Linked DNA regions of Homo sapiens: all the other regions are linked to region 1. Evidence: chromatin contacts called from ENCODE Hi-C data. All regions are on one chromosome and are shown on one strand. The core of a region is the stretch at or near the end of the contact, and the rest is flanking DNA. Distances in the headings are between cores, read along the strand shown. Region 1 holds the start of PCED1A (PC-esterase domain containing 1A). Region 2 holds the start of NSFL1C (NSFL1 cofactor). Region 3 holds the start of PSMF1 (proteasome inhibitor subunit 1).

Region 1 (3,612 bases), core at 946-3,445:
AGCCTGCCAGGGGCTGGAGCTAAGTGAGAAAGTGCAGCCTCTAAGAGCCACAGAACGCAGCAGGGTCTGAAAGCAGGGTGTCCTATCTACCAGTCTGCTATCCCATCTCTTGTCCTGATGGGCCTCAGTCACTTGCCTCTGGCAGGAGGAAACCCCCAGTGATACGTTCCCCGAGGGGCATCGCCATGTTCCACACCAGCAGGCAGGAGTCTGGCAATACTTGGTCCATGCGCACAAACACCCGCTCCAGGTTCTCCCGGTAGCTCTCCATTGAGCAGCGACCATATCTGTTGGATAACACACAGGGTGGGCAAGAGCACAAGGGTGGACTGCCTCAGCCGTACTTCCAGCCCCAACCAGTATTCCCCTTTCCCTCGCCCCAACCTGGAGAGATCCCAGAGGCAGGAGTTGATGATCACCAGGTCCGGGGCAGGTCCATATGTCAGCTCTTCCAGAACATCCTCAAGGTACTCGGAGTAAACACGAGTGAGGAAGTAGAAGCGCACAAGGTGGTGGCCAGAGCCCGAGCAGAACTGGCGGACCTCACGATACTGTGTCCCGTTGTGCAGCTCGCCCAGCTGGCCCCCAGCCACCAGCTGGTCCTGTTCAAAGCTCAGCTCCCCCTACCCACCCCCCCCACCCTACTGGTCAGACCCATGCCAGGGAGGAGAACCCTGCCAGGCCAGGGTCTGTGCCCACCCACCACTGACATGGCCACCAAGCTTCCCTCACCTTGGCTTTCAGCTGGGCAGCTGTGAGCAGTGAGTCTTTCTGGAGCAAGAGCACCAGGTCCTTGTACACAGCCCTCTGAACTGGGAGGAGACAGAGATCCCAAGGCTGAGGCAGACCTCAGCCTGCCCCAGCTCCTTCCAAGTCCAGGACCCCATTTTCCCAGGGCTGAGGTGCCCGACACCAGCTCTGTGGTTGACTTAGACGCAGGAGAAAAGATGAGGTTAAAAAGTCCTGGCATTGCCTCTGTTCTGTGTGCCTCCTGGCCAGCAGTATACAGTGACCCAAGATCACCTGGCAGAAATTAAGTCGGCCAAGTCACCCAGGAGACACACTACACAATGCAACGCTTTCGTGATGGAAATTATGGGGAGCTGTCAGGGCGAGAAATGCTGAGCAAGGATGGGCTAAAAAGTGCACAGGTTATTACACCTGTCAGGACTCCTGTGGAAGATGTGTGGGACATAAAAAGAGAAAACCTACTGGACGGAACAGACCAGAAGACAGACAAGAGATGTGAGATGGAAACAAATGGTCCAGACACACTGAACGGGCTGCAAGGTGTGGGACTGGAAGCGTCACCCTAGAAGAGGCACTCACTGGAGTCCCCCAAGATGACCACGAACTTGTTGTGTAGCAGCTGCTGGACTTCCGAGGCCTGGAAGTGGACCATGTCGCTTCGCAGCGGGCGGCGCGGCTCCTCGCTCGACAGACAGAAGACCATGCCGCCACCAGCAACGACAGGCTGCAGGGAGAGGCCACTAAGCAGCGCGATGGTGGGGACTCTGGGCAGGTCAGCCTCAGGGCTAGCCCCTCCGGGGCTGCTCAATGCTAAAGGGAGGAGGTGACGGCAGCAGAGCCATGGTGGCGCCAGCCTTGGTCACACTTGGTACCAGAGGCAGGGGGTCGTCCAGCCAGCAGGCCTCCAGGGCACTGGGGAGCTTCCCGCGCGGCGCCGCCCTGCGCCTCGCCACGTGCCCGCCGCCGTCCCGCGCATGCGCGCACCCGCTCGCGCCAATTACCAAGTCCCGGGGCTCCGCGGTGTTCACCCGCGACCCGGGTATGCCTGCGCACCGCGCGCCTGGCCCGCAGCGGGCTCCTAGCCAAGCCTCATGTTCCCGCGCCCCAGTCGGCCAGTCGGTTCTGCAAAGCTCCCGCCCCGCAGAGACCGTGGGTCCAGGTTAGCCGTCGGTGCACAGCCCAGCGCCCAGCGCTCTCCATGCGAGCGTCGCTGTGGCCCCGACGGCGCCTCAGGCCTCGGCGCCTCGGGCTGCGACGCTCACAGCTTCCACTTCCGTTCACCCATGTCCCGCCCTGAGCGACCCCCAGTGCCCGAAGGGAAAGCAAGGCGATGGAGGTGGCCGCCACAGGGCGCAGGAGCCAGGGCTGGGCCCACTTGGCGGGCGCGAAGCCCAGGTACGGGCTGGGGTCTCGGGGCGGCAGCCAAGTGAGGCTGCCCACAGTGGTGATGGCCGCGGCGGCGGCCTCGCCACGTGACCCGGACGGGCGGAAGCGGAAGTGCCGGCCTGGAGCCCGCTCTAGGTGGGTGTCCCCTCGGTGCTTCCCAGCTGCCGTCTGCACCAGCCATGGACTGCTACACGGCGAACTGGAACCCACTCGGGGACTCTGCCTTTTACCGGTGAGCTGCCCCGCCCTCCCGCCCACGGCCTGGCTTACCCTGCTCGCCCGCCGGCTGGAGTCTCCCGGCGGCGTTCGCCCCTGTCACTACTGGCGCTGGGGTCCGCCCCGCGCCGGCTCTCCCCGAGCGTCTGCCACTTAGCGCACAGCCGCCTTTGGGCAGGGAGCCGGGCCTTCCCCTGCTCCAGAAAAGGAAACTGAGGCAAGCACAGTGGTCACCCCGAAGCCCAGGTCTGTTAGCCTCCGGAAAGATGCTCAGATCTCGCTGAGGGAGGCAGCTCGCGGGTGACAGCGAGTGCCCAGTCTCCTGCCGGAAAGTGCTGCTGAAGTCAGACCACAGGGGCGCTCCGAGGGGGGCGGGATCGCACGGCGGGCGGGGTAACAGTGCTGACCAAGGCTGGGAAAAGGGGGCGAGTCGTCCGTGAATCCCGGAACAGCGGAAGTGGGAACCCCTGGGTTAGGGCAGCCCGCCCATGGGAGTTGTAGAGTCCTAAACCACGGATTTTTCTAAAGTGTAAACCCGTTACATCGTTACCCAGATTAGGATTTTCCCATAGCTTCCCTAATAGGAAAAACTACGAACTTCTCGTGGAACGTCTATCTGTAAGGCAGCCCGTTTGTCTCTCCAACCTCATCTACCGCTCTCCTACCCAAATCTTGCGTTCCAGCTGCGCAGAATTACAAGGCCCTAACCAGTCTGCAGTTTCTGTGGATACTGCCATTTCTCTCTTTATCTCACTGAAGAATTTTGCGCATCCTTCAGGACTTAGTAGTTCAAGGGTTCTTTCTGGAACTGTGCCTGATTCTCCCCCAATAGAATCCTGTGGGCCTCACTGGGCCCAGTGCTAGGGTCTTTTAGGTATGGTCTATTTGTATATTTAGGCGACATTTGTATAGGTTTCTTCTGCTAAACCAGGCTCCTTCAGGGCTGAAAGCATTTTTTTTTTTTTTGACAGAGTCTTCCTCTGTTGCCCAGGCTGGAGTGCAGGGGCACTCGGCTCACTGCAACCTCCGCCTCCCGGGTTCAAGGGATTCTCCTGCCTCAGCCTCCCGAGTGGCTGAGACTGCAGGCCCCTGTCACCACGCCCGGCTAATTTTTGTATTTTTTGCTAGAGGTGAGGTTTCACCATGGTGGCCAGGCTGGTCTTGAACTTCTGACCTTAAGCAATCTATCCACCTTGGCCTCCCAAAGTACTGGGATTACAGGCGTGAACCACTGAGCCCGGCCAAAAGCATGTTTCTTGC
Region 2 (4,033 bases), core at 59-2,558, 1.4 Mb before region 1:
GATCTAGGTGTGATGCTTTACCGAATTCTTATGTTTGGGGAGTAATTTACGTTTGGCAGCAGACTCAGTTCAAATTCCAACCCCGCTACTTACTGGCTATGTGACCCTGAGCAAATTCTTTGCCCTCTGTGCTTCCAATTCCTCATCCATAAAATGGGTCTAGTCTTTACCTCATAGTGTTGCTAGGATCCAACGAATCATATTATGTAAAGTGCTTGGCACATGGTGGTTTAAAGCTTGGGCTCTGTCTGCTTGCAATCAGACAGAACTGGGTTCCACTTCTACCTCTTCTGCCTGGTAGCTAGTGAGGCCTTGAGCAAGTTACTTAACCTCTTTAATCTCAGCTGCAAAATGCGAAGGTTAAATGACAAAAGACATGTAAAGCAGTCAGAACAGCGCTTGGCTCATGGTAGGTACTCAATAAATATTAGTCATCACCGTCATCATCTACCTAAGACGAAGCTGGCCAAGAATATTTATGCAATTCTTTCTACAGTTAATTACCGAATGCTTATTATGTGCCAGGCATTGTTCCAGGCACTGGGAATTCATCAGTGTACAAAAATCCCTGCCTCGTGAAGCTTAAGTCTTCTTAGCAAGTATTTAGTGAATACTCAGTACGTGCCAATGAACTACACAGCAATTTCCACGAGACTCCCATTTTACAGATAAGTTAACTACGCAAGGTGAAGAAGCTCCAACCTTGCGCCACCACCCCAGAGGTATTCTCCCAGCAATTAGGAAGGCTGGGCGGCGGTCAACTCCCGGGCTGGACTTCGGAAGTGGAAATGAGCGGCCACCTAGTCCCGAGTGGGGCTTCACCCAAGAGCTGCTCACTCGGACCAGCCCGGCCTCCAGCAGATACTCGGCGCGGCAGCCACGCCCCCAGGCGCTCCCTCTCCTCGCCGGCTGCCGCAGCGCCCGAAGTCTCGCTGACGCCGCAAGCGGGCGAGGCAGGGTGAAACTGGCACGGCAGAACTGGCTGGGGCTGGCCCGCGTTCCCCCACTCCCAAGCCGAGCAGGCGACGCGTGACAAGCGGTCCCGGGACCATGAGGCCTGGGTCGGGCCGCGGTAGAGCGGGGATGACTGTGCGCTTCGGCCGCCGCGGGCTTAAGGCACCAGGCGCCCGCTCCCAGCAGTCCCCGGCCCACCCGACACAGCCCGCCGCGCGGCGCTACCTGCAAGTCCCAGCCGGCCGACTCGAGAAAGAAGCGGGCCCGGTCCTCCTCGGCGCCCGTCACCGCCACGAACTCCCTCAGCGCCTCCTGTCGCTCCGCCGCCATCTTCGCCCCGTGCGCCTTCCAAAGCGCTCCGGCGGCCGCCGCACAGGCCCAGCCCCGCTGCCGCGTTCCGCTTGCCGGTCGACGAGGCCCAGCCGATGAGGGCCCAGCAGCTGGGAGCCCGCCCGCAGCCCCGCCCCACGCGGTGCCTCACGCAAAGCCCTCCGTGCGGGAAGCCCCGCCGCTCCGCGCCCTCTGGCGACCGCGGCGCGAACCGCAGCCTAACGGCGGGGGTGGGAGCCCGAAGGATGAGAGGCGGGGCGGGTCTTACATACACCTGTGGGCTGAAGGCTCCCTGCAGGAGTCAGATTCCCAGTTATTCATTGACGCAGCCCTCATTTCATTAATTGTGCATTCGTTCATTCACTTACTTGTCAAGCATTTACTGAGAGCTATCAATGGCCCGACGTTTTTCTAGGGCTGTGGATATGGCAGGGAGCAAAACAAAGTCCCTGCTCCCATGCTTCTTACATTCTAGGGGTAAAAATTCAGACCTTGAACAGGCTAGGCCTCCGCTCACAACACGTCCATGCCTCGTTATCTCGCCCCGCATAAAAGACAGTCTCATGGCCTGCCTGCAGGACCCATGAGAGATGGGCCAGTTCCTCCCTCTCATCAAGGGATCCGCTAGCTTCCTCTGCTCCAGGCGCCTTGCCCTCCTTGCTGTTCCTGGAACTTGCCAGTTATCTTGCATTTGCCTCAGGGCCGTTGCATTAGCTGCTTCTGTGCCTGGAGCACCTTTCCCTTACCGATGGGCAAGGCGCTCTCCCCGCTTTCTTTGGGCCTCTGCTCCAAGGCCACTTTCTTAGGCACAATCCTGTCTTCTGGGTCCTCAGCTTCTTTGCCCTCTTGCCTCTCCAAAGAGGAACTTACTTGTTCAGCTTACTTGTTCTTTGTTCTCTATTTTCAAAGCCTAACTTCCTTGTTCTTTGTACCTCCTTACCCCTAGTTACGGTAAACAACCTTCCCGCGGGTCCTAATCTATAACTCACATCTGTTCCCTTGGATACCCTCGCTACAATTGCCATTCCCGCGGAAACTCTTCTTCCTGCCGAAACCGCTTGCCCTACCACTGTAGCCCACATTTCTGCTCCATTTGAACTAGCCAATCGGGATTAGCTTAGATTGCGCAGTCCAGCCCCAGCCAATGGGAACAGGACACAGAAGCAGCGACTAACCGCATTAGGGATAAAAACCCCTTCTCTCTTTTGTTCGGTGTGCTTTCCTGAAGACCAGATGTGTGAGTGGCACCCTTCTGCAGAAGTAAATTGGCTTTGCTGAAAAATCTTTTATTTCAGTGCTGGTTTTCCTTGAGACTTCGAGCTTTAATTTCCAACACCACCGTGGGACACTCTTCCCTTCCTCTTCCTCTGTCGGCCCCTGCTCATTCTTCAGCTCTCAGTTCAGGTGTCCCTTTCTCAAGGAGACCTTGAGAAGGTGCCCAGGCTTAGTCAAAACCCCTCTTAATCAGGTTATGAACAGCACAAAGTCCAGTCTTCCCTCAATTGACACAATAGTTGCTTTCCTGGAAAATTCGGTGTCTTATTAACACTGTGCAAGAAATCCTTTAAGTTTATATGACAAACGAGTTAGGGCTTGGGTTAGGTTATTAGGAGCATGGTTGCAGCCACAATAGGCCCTGGCAGGAGGCATGGGAGGAGGGTCCTTTCTTTGTGGTGTGAGACTCTCCTTTCTATTGCAAGGCCACCCAGGACCAGCCCCGGTCCCTAGGACTTACCCCTTTCATCATTGTGTCAACTCGAAATGCACCCCAACTTTCCAGGAAGTCCAAGAAGCTAGAGGCTCACTCTGGACCTCACGATTGGCAACCAGTAAGGTCTTTCTACCCTGGAAACTGACAACGACTAACCCCAGCTTAAAGATCTGCAGGCGATCAGCTCCTCAAGGTCCAGTTCCCTGGCTGGTATTGGAGTCATTGAAACTCATTGTCACCCCCCCTCTTCATTTTTGTGCCATCAGGGAAAGCTCTTTGTTCGGCCAGAGGGTCCCTGATCCCTCTTCTAGAGGACTTGAGGGCATCCTTTCCCATAACACTACCTGGCAGCTAGTGTTTACTGAGCACTTACTATGCCCCTAGACACTCTGCAAAGAGCCTTAGATACACTAACTCATGCACCCTATGAAGTGAGTTCTATTGTTATCATTTCCATTTTGCAGATGGGGAAACCTAGACTTCTAAAGAGTTTTGAATCCAGGTATGGCACAGCTCCTGAGTCTGCTTCTAACCGCTACACCACACTGTCTCTCCTTAGACTGCAGGACTGTGCTGGTCACTTCCTATGGCTGGTTTCTGGAAGCAGCTCCAGATGACCCAACTGGAGTTTAAGGCAGGGGATGTGAGGGCATGAACTTGAAACTACATTTACATAACACTTATCTAAGTGTCCTTAACAAAACTAGAGAAGGAGGTGCTGCAGGCTCAGCTTTAGCTCCACTCTCCTATGTCCAACCACACCAGCCCCCAACCTCCAGCCCCATCCCACCCAAGCCCCATCCCCAAATTCTACCACCACGACCACCTCCAGCCTCACCTCTACCTCACAGATCCGCCACCAGCACCTGACCCACCCCGCCCCACTTTCCCTTCTAACTCCACCCTCAGTACTAAATGCACCCCACCCTCCAAAGCCCACTTTCACTCCATTTCACCCCCAGCCCCCTCCGGGCTCATCTCCATCTTCCTTCCCACTCCAGTCTCACCCCAGCCCCTCCCTTTAATCCTATCTTCCAC
Region 3 (3,501 bases), core at 197-2,696, 1.7 Mb before region 1:
TGCACGTATAAAGGGGATGAGAGGACAGTTGAAGGAGACTGAATCAGAGAGGTACAGGGCTGGCAGGGCTGGGGCAGGAGATGGCAGACCACATGCAGATTCCTGCAGACCATGGGGAGGACTTTACTTTTCCATTGAGTGTGACGATTTTGAGCCAACGGATGTGATCTGACTTTTCTTTTTTTTTTTTTTTCTTTTTTGAGACAGAAGATCGCTCTGTTGCCCAGGCTGAAGTGCAATGGTGCGATCTTGGCTCACTGCAACCTCCACCTCCACCTCCCGGGTTCGATTGATTCTCATGCCTCAGCCTCCCGAGTACCTGGGACTAAAGGCGTGCGCCACCACACCCAGCTAATTTTTGTATTTTTAGTAGAGACAGGGTTTCACCATGTTGGCCAGGCTGGTCTCAAACTCCTGACCTCAAGTGATCCGCCTGCCTCGGCCTCACAAAGTGCTGGGATTACAGGCATGAGCCGCCACACCTGGCCGATCTGACTTGTTTTCTAACAGAATCTCTCTGGTTGCGGAGTGCAGTACAGACTAGAGAGAGACAGGAATGGAATGGGGCAGTTCTGAGGCTGATGCCAGGCATCCAAGTGAAAGATGACAGGAGCTTGAACCAGGTTAGTGACTGGGATGGGGAAACTAAATTTATTTGGGTAAAAACAATAAGTGGATTTCATGAAACTTGTTGAAGTAACGGGTGGTAAAAATCATAAAGGGGGTAGGCAAATAAATGATTGAAATTTGATAGTGGGTCAGGAGCTTCAGCTCTGCGGGCAGCAGTTGTGTCTCCTTGGAGAAGTGGTTTCAACTCTGAGCCGTTTTGTCATCTGCAAAATGGGGATAATAACGGTCCATACTTCATAGAGTTGTTGAGAGGGTGATGTAAAGGTTTTAGCGCACGATGTAGCACACAATAAACACTTAATAAATGTTATCTTAGAAGCCAGACTGCCAGGTTCCCATAACCATTTCAGCCGTTCACCGGCTGGCTGTTGTCATCTTGGTCAAATTATCCCTCTGCGCCTCAGTTTCCTCATCTGTGCAATGAGGCACATTAATCGTTAATATCAACTGCATAGAGTTGGGTTGTGAAGATTAAATAAATGAATACAAGTAAAGCGTTTAGAATAATGTGGACGGTAGCAAGCACGGCGAACGTGTTAACGATTATTAAGAATGTATTTTAGCCACATTTCCCAGCCCCTTCCCCGGCCTAGCATACCCCATTTTGTGGATGGGAAGTCTGCCTCTCAGCAAGGTGGCCTCTTGGAGGACGCTGTGCCCGCGTCAGGCGATCCTGTCGACTGCCGCCAAGACCCGGCTTCCGGCTTTGAGGGGCCACGCCCCGCTCGCACTCCCTGGCGGAACCTTTCAGTGCTGCGCTCGCGTTGCCAACCCGGCGCGCCTCACGCAGTTGCGCCCGCTGTTGGGACTACTTCCGGCTTCCCCGCCCCGCCCCGTCCCCGGGCGTCTCCATTTTGGTCTCAGGTGTGGACTCGGCAAGAACCAGCGCAAGAGGGAAGCAGAGTTATAGCTACCCCGGCCGCGGAGCCGGCTCACTGCACTACCCCCGCCCCCTTCTTTCCTCCAGACGCCGAAGTCGCGGGCGCTCATGGCGGGCCTGGAGGTACTGTTCGCATCGGCAGCGCCGGCCATCACCTGCAGGCAGGACGCGCTCGTCTGCTTCTTGCATTGGGAAGTGGTGACACACGGTTACTTCGGCTTGGGTGTCGGTGACCAGGTACGCCACGGAGCCGGCCAGGGTGGAGGAGGGAACTGTCTTCTGCCCAAACTCAGAGTACCGGAGGCCTGGTCCAGAGCGCCCGATTTCCCCGCTTCTCCCAGTGCAGGGTCTGGGGCAGATGGCAGCGTTGGTAAAACCTGCGGGTCGGAGGTTGCTCACCTGCCCCATCCCAGCCCAGAGTCCCTCACGGCACAGCTGGCACAACATGATTTGTAAACTCAAGGGCGGACACTCGCTTCAACACAGCCTGGCAGCCTCTCAGGCCAGGACTGTGTGGATCTAGCATTCCATAGAATGGCAAAGAATCTAGACAGGAGTTTAGCTCCCCAGAGCACTTCTCACCCACCTGATCCCGTCTGAACTCCTTACCACCCAGCCTCGGGGTGAGGGGACTGACTCAGTTCCGCCCTCATACCACAGTAGAGCCTCCACCAAACATCTGGATCCAAGCACAGGTACAGGAGTGAGCTTTGACCTACTCAGCCCCAGGCCAGGGCCCTTTTTTCACCCGTTAGCATGGGCCCAGAGAGTTCACACGCCTTTCACCCTTTACTGAAGGGCCCAGCATAGTCCACTCGCTACTGCCATCCCCAACTCAAGCTCTAGGAAGCAATCACCCCCAGAGTCGTACACACATACACCCTGGGTGTGAGGGTCATATAAGATTTTCTCCTCATAGTTGTCCCCATAGGGCCAGCCCCTCTTCTCCCATCCCCAGGCTCCACCTCTTACAGCTAGGGACGTCGTTGTCATCCCCACAGAGTTCTAGGACTGCTGGACCCAACCCACCTCACTAATTCTTTGCTCTGGCATTCTTCTTTCTTTCCTGTCTCTTCCCTGTGACCCTCATCCCCAACATCCACATCATCCTAGACATCTGCTTCCTGGGAGAAGTGGGCCTGCCTCCATGCCTGCCCCTCACTGTCACTGTTCTCTCACTCTCAGAACCAAGACTAGCCATGGGAAACAGACCACCCCACCTATTGCATCTTGCCATGAGATTTCACCCTTCCTCTCCTTTTTGACTGCTTCAGTTCTCAACTCCTCTAATCATTTTTTTTAGCTTCTCAAATAGAGTCTTAATTCTCCCCTCCTGACATAGCTTTAGGGACCTCTCTTCAAACTTGCTTTGTACATTCTGAGCACTTAGACAAGTATCCCCTTTCCCCCACCCCTCACTGCTGTCCCTATTCCTCTCTGTCTCTTAGAACTAAAGACCAAGACCACCATACCCCTCTCACACTTTACCCCCTCCAGCAGGAATCAGAACACAAGAACCGTCAGGGATTTCTGGCTCTTTTTTTCCCCAGACCTCAATTATCTCACTGGGACCCCAGGTACACACTCAGGATCCCCATTCCCACCTCCAAACTCACACATACTTCATCTCTCAAATGGGCTCTAAGACTAGATATGAGGATGGAAAAGAACAGCTAGCCTTTCACACACACATACCTGGAAGCAGGAATCATTTCACCTTCCCAAACACATCTGTCCCTGACCTTTCTCTTTGTGCTGCTCTTCATTCCACATACCTTCCAAATGTCTTCCAGCATTTCAGACCTTGGGACCAGGTAGAGACAGCACCCCCATTTCAGCGTCAGGCCCCTCTTTCAATGCATAGTTCCCCTAACAGAAATCTTGTCTCCCCACTTGTCTTACTCCAGCTTTTTAATCTTAAGCAGCTCTTCACTTGCCCCAGTCATTTTATTTCAACTTTTCCTAGATTCTTCAAAGAAACTGGTATGTGG

What was found. A loop is a pair of places that touch in the nucleus more often than their neighbours do. Pooled maps may share reads with other maps.
Region 2: a pooled map shows a loop between it and region 1 (28-fold over the local background). The contact joins the promoter of NSFL1C here to the promoter of PCED1A in region 1. A Hi-C loop is called at or near these places in 10 of 50 pooled maps.
Region 3: a loop to region 1 is called in a pooled map, with 23 times the contacts of the local background. The contact joins the promoter of PSMF1 here to the promoter of PCED1A in region 1. A Hi-C loop is called at or near these places in 2 of 37 single-sample maps with no recorded cell type and 11 of 50 pooled maps.

The regions. Positions count from the first base shown.
Region 1 is chr20:2,838,460-2,842,071 of GRCh38, forward strand. It overlaps PCED1A (PC-esterase domain containing 1A), which reads right to left and starts at 2,196. Exons shown (of 8, transcript NM_022760.6): 1 at 1,752-2,196; 2 at 1,330-1,474; 3 at 733-812; 4 at 385-623; 5 at 137-287; 6 at 1-19. The coding sequence starts at 1,453. VPS16 (VPS16 core subunit of CORVET and HOPS complexes) reads left to right here and starts at 2,286. Exons shown (of 24, transcript NM_022575.4): 1 at 2,286-2,368. The coding sequence starts at 2,316. RefSeq lists enhancers at 1-21, 1,498-2,029, 2,563-3,094.
Region 2 is chr20:1,465,541-1,469,573 of GRCh38, forward strand. It overlaps NSFL1C (NSFL1 cofactor), which reads right to left and starts at 1,309. Exons shown (of 9, transcript NM_016143.5): 1 at 1,180-1,309. The coding sequence starts at 1,284. RefSeq lists an enhancer at 538-1,039 and a silencer at 1,334-1,603.
Region 3 is chr20:1,117,156-1,120,656 of GRCh38, forward strand. It overlaps PSMF1 (proteasome inhibitor subunit 1), which reads left to right and starts at 1,447. Exons shown (of 7, transcript NM_006814.5): 1 at 1,447-1,747. The coding sequence starts at 1,619. LOC105372493 (a long non-coding RNA gene) reads right to left here and starts at 1,293. Exons shown (of 2, transcript NR_136535.1): 1 at 1,229-1,293; 2 at 697-833. RefSeq lists enhancers at 1,198-1,840, 1,240-1,289, 1,300-1,349, 1,360-1,549, 1,590-1,719.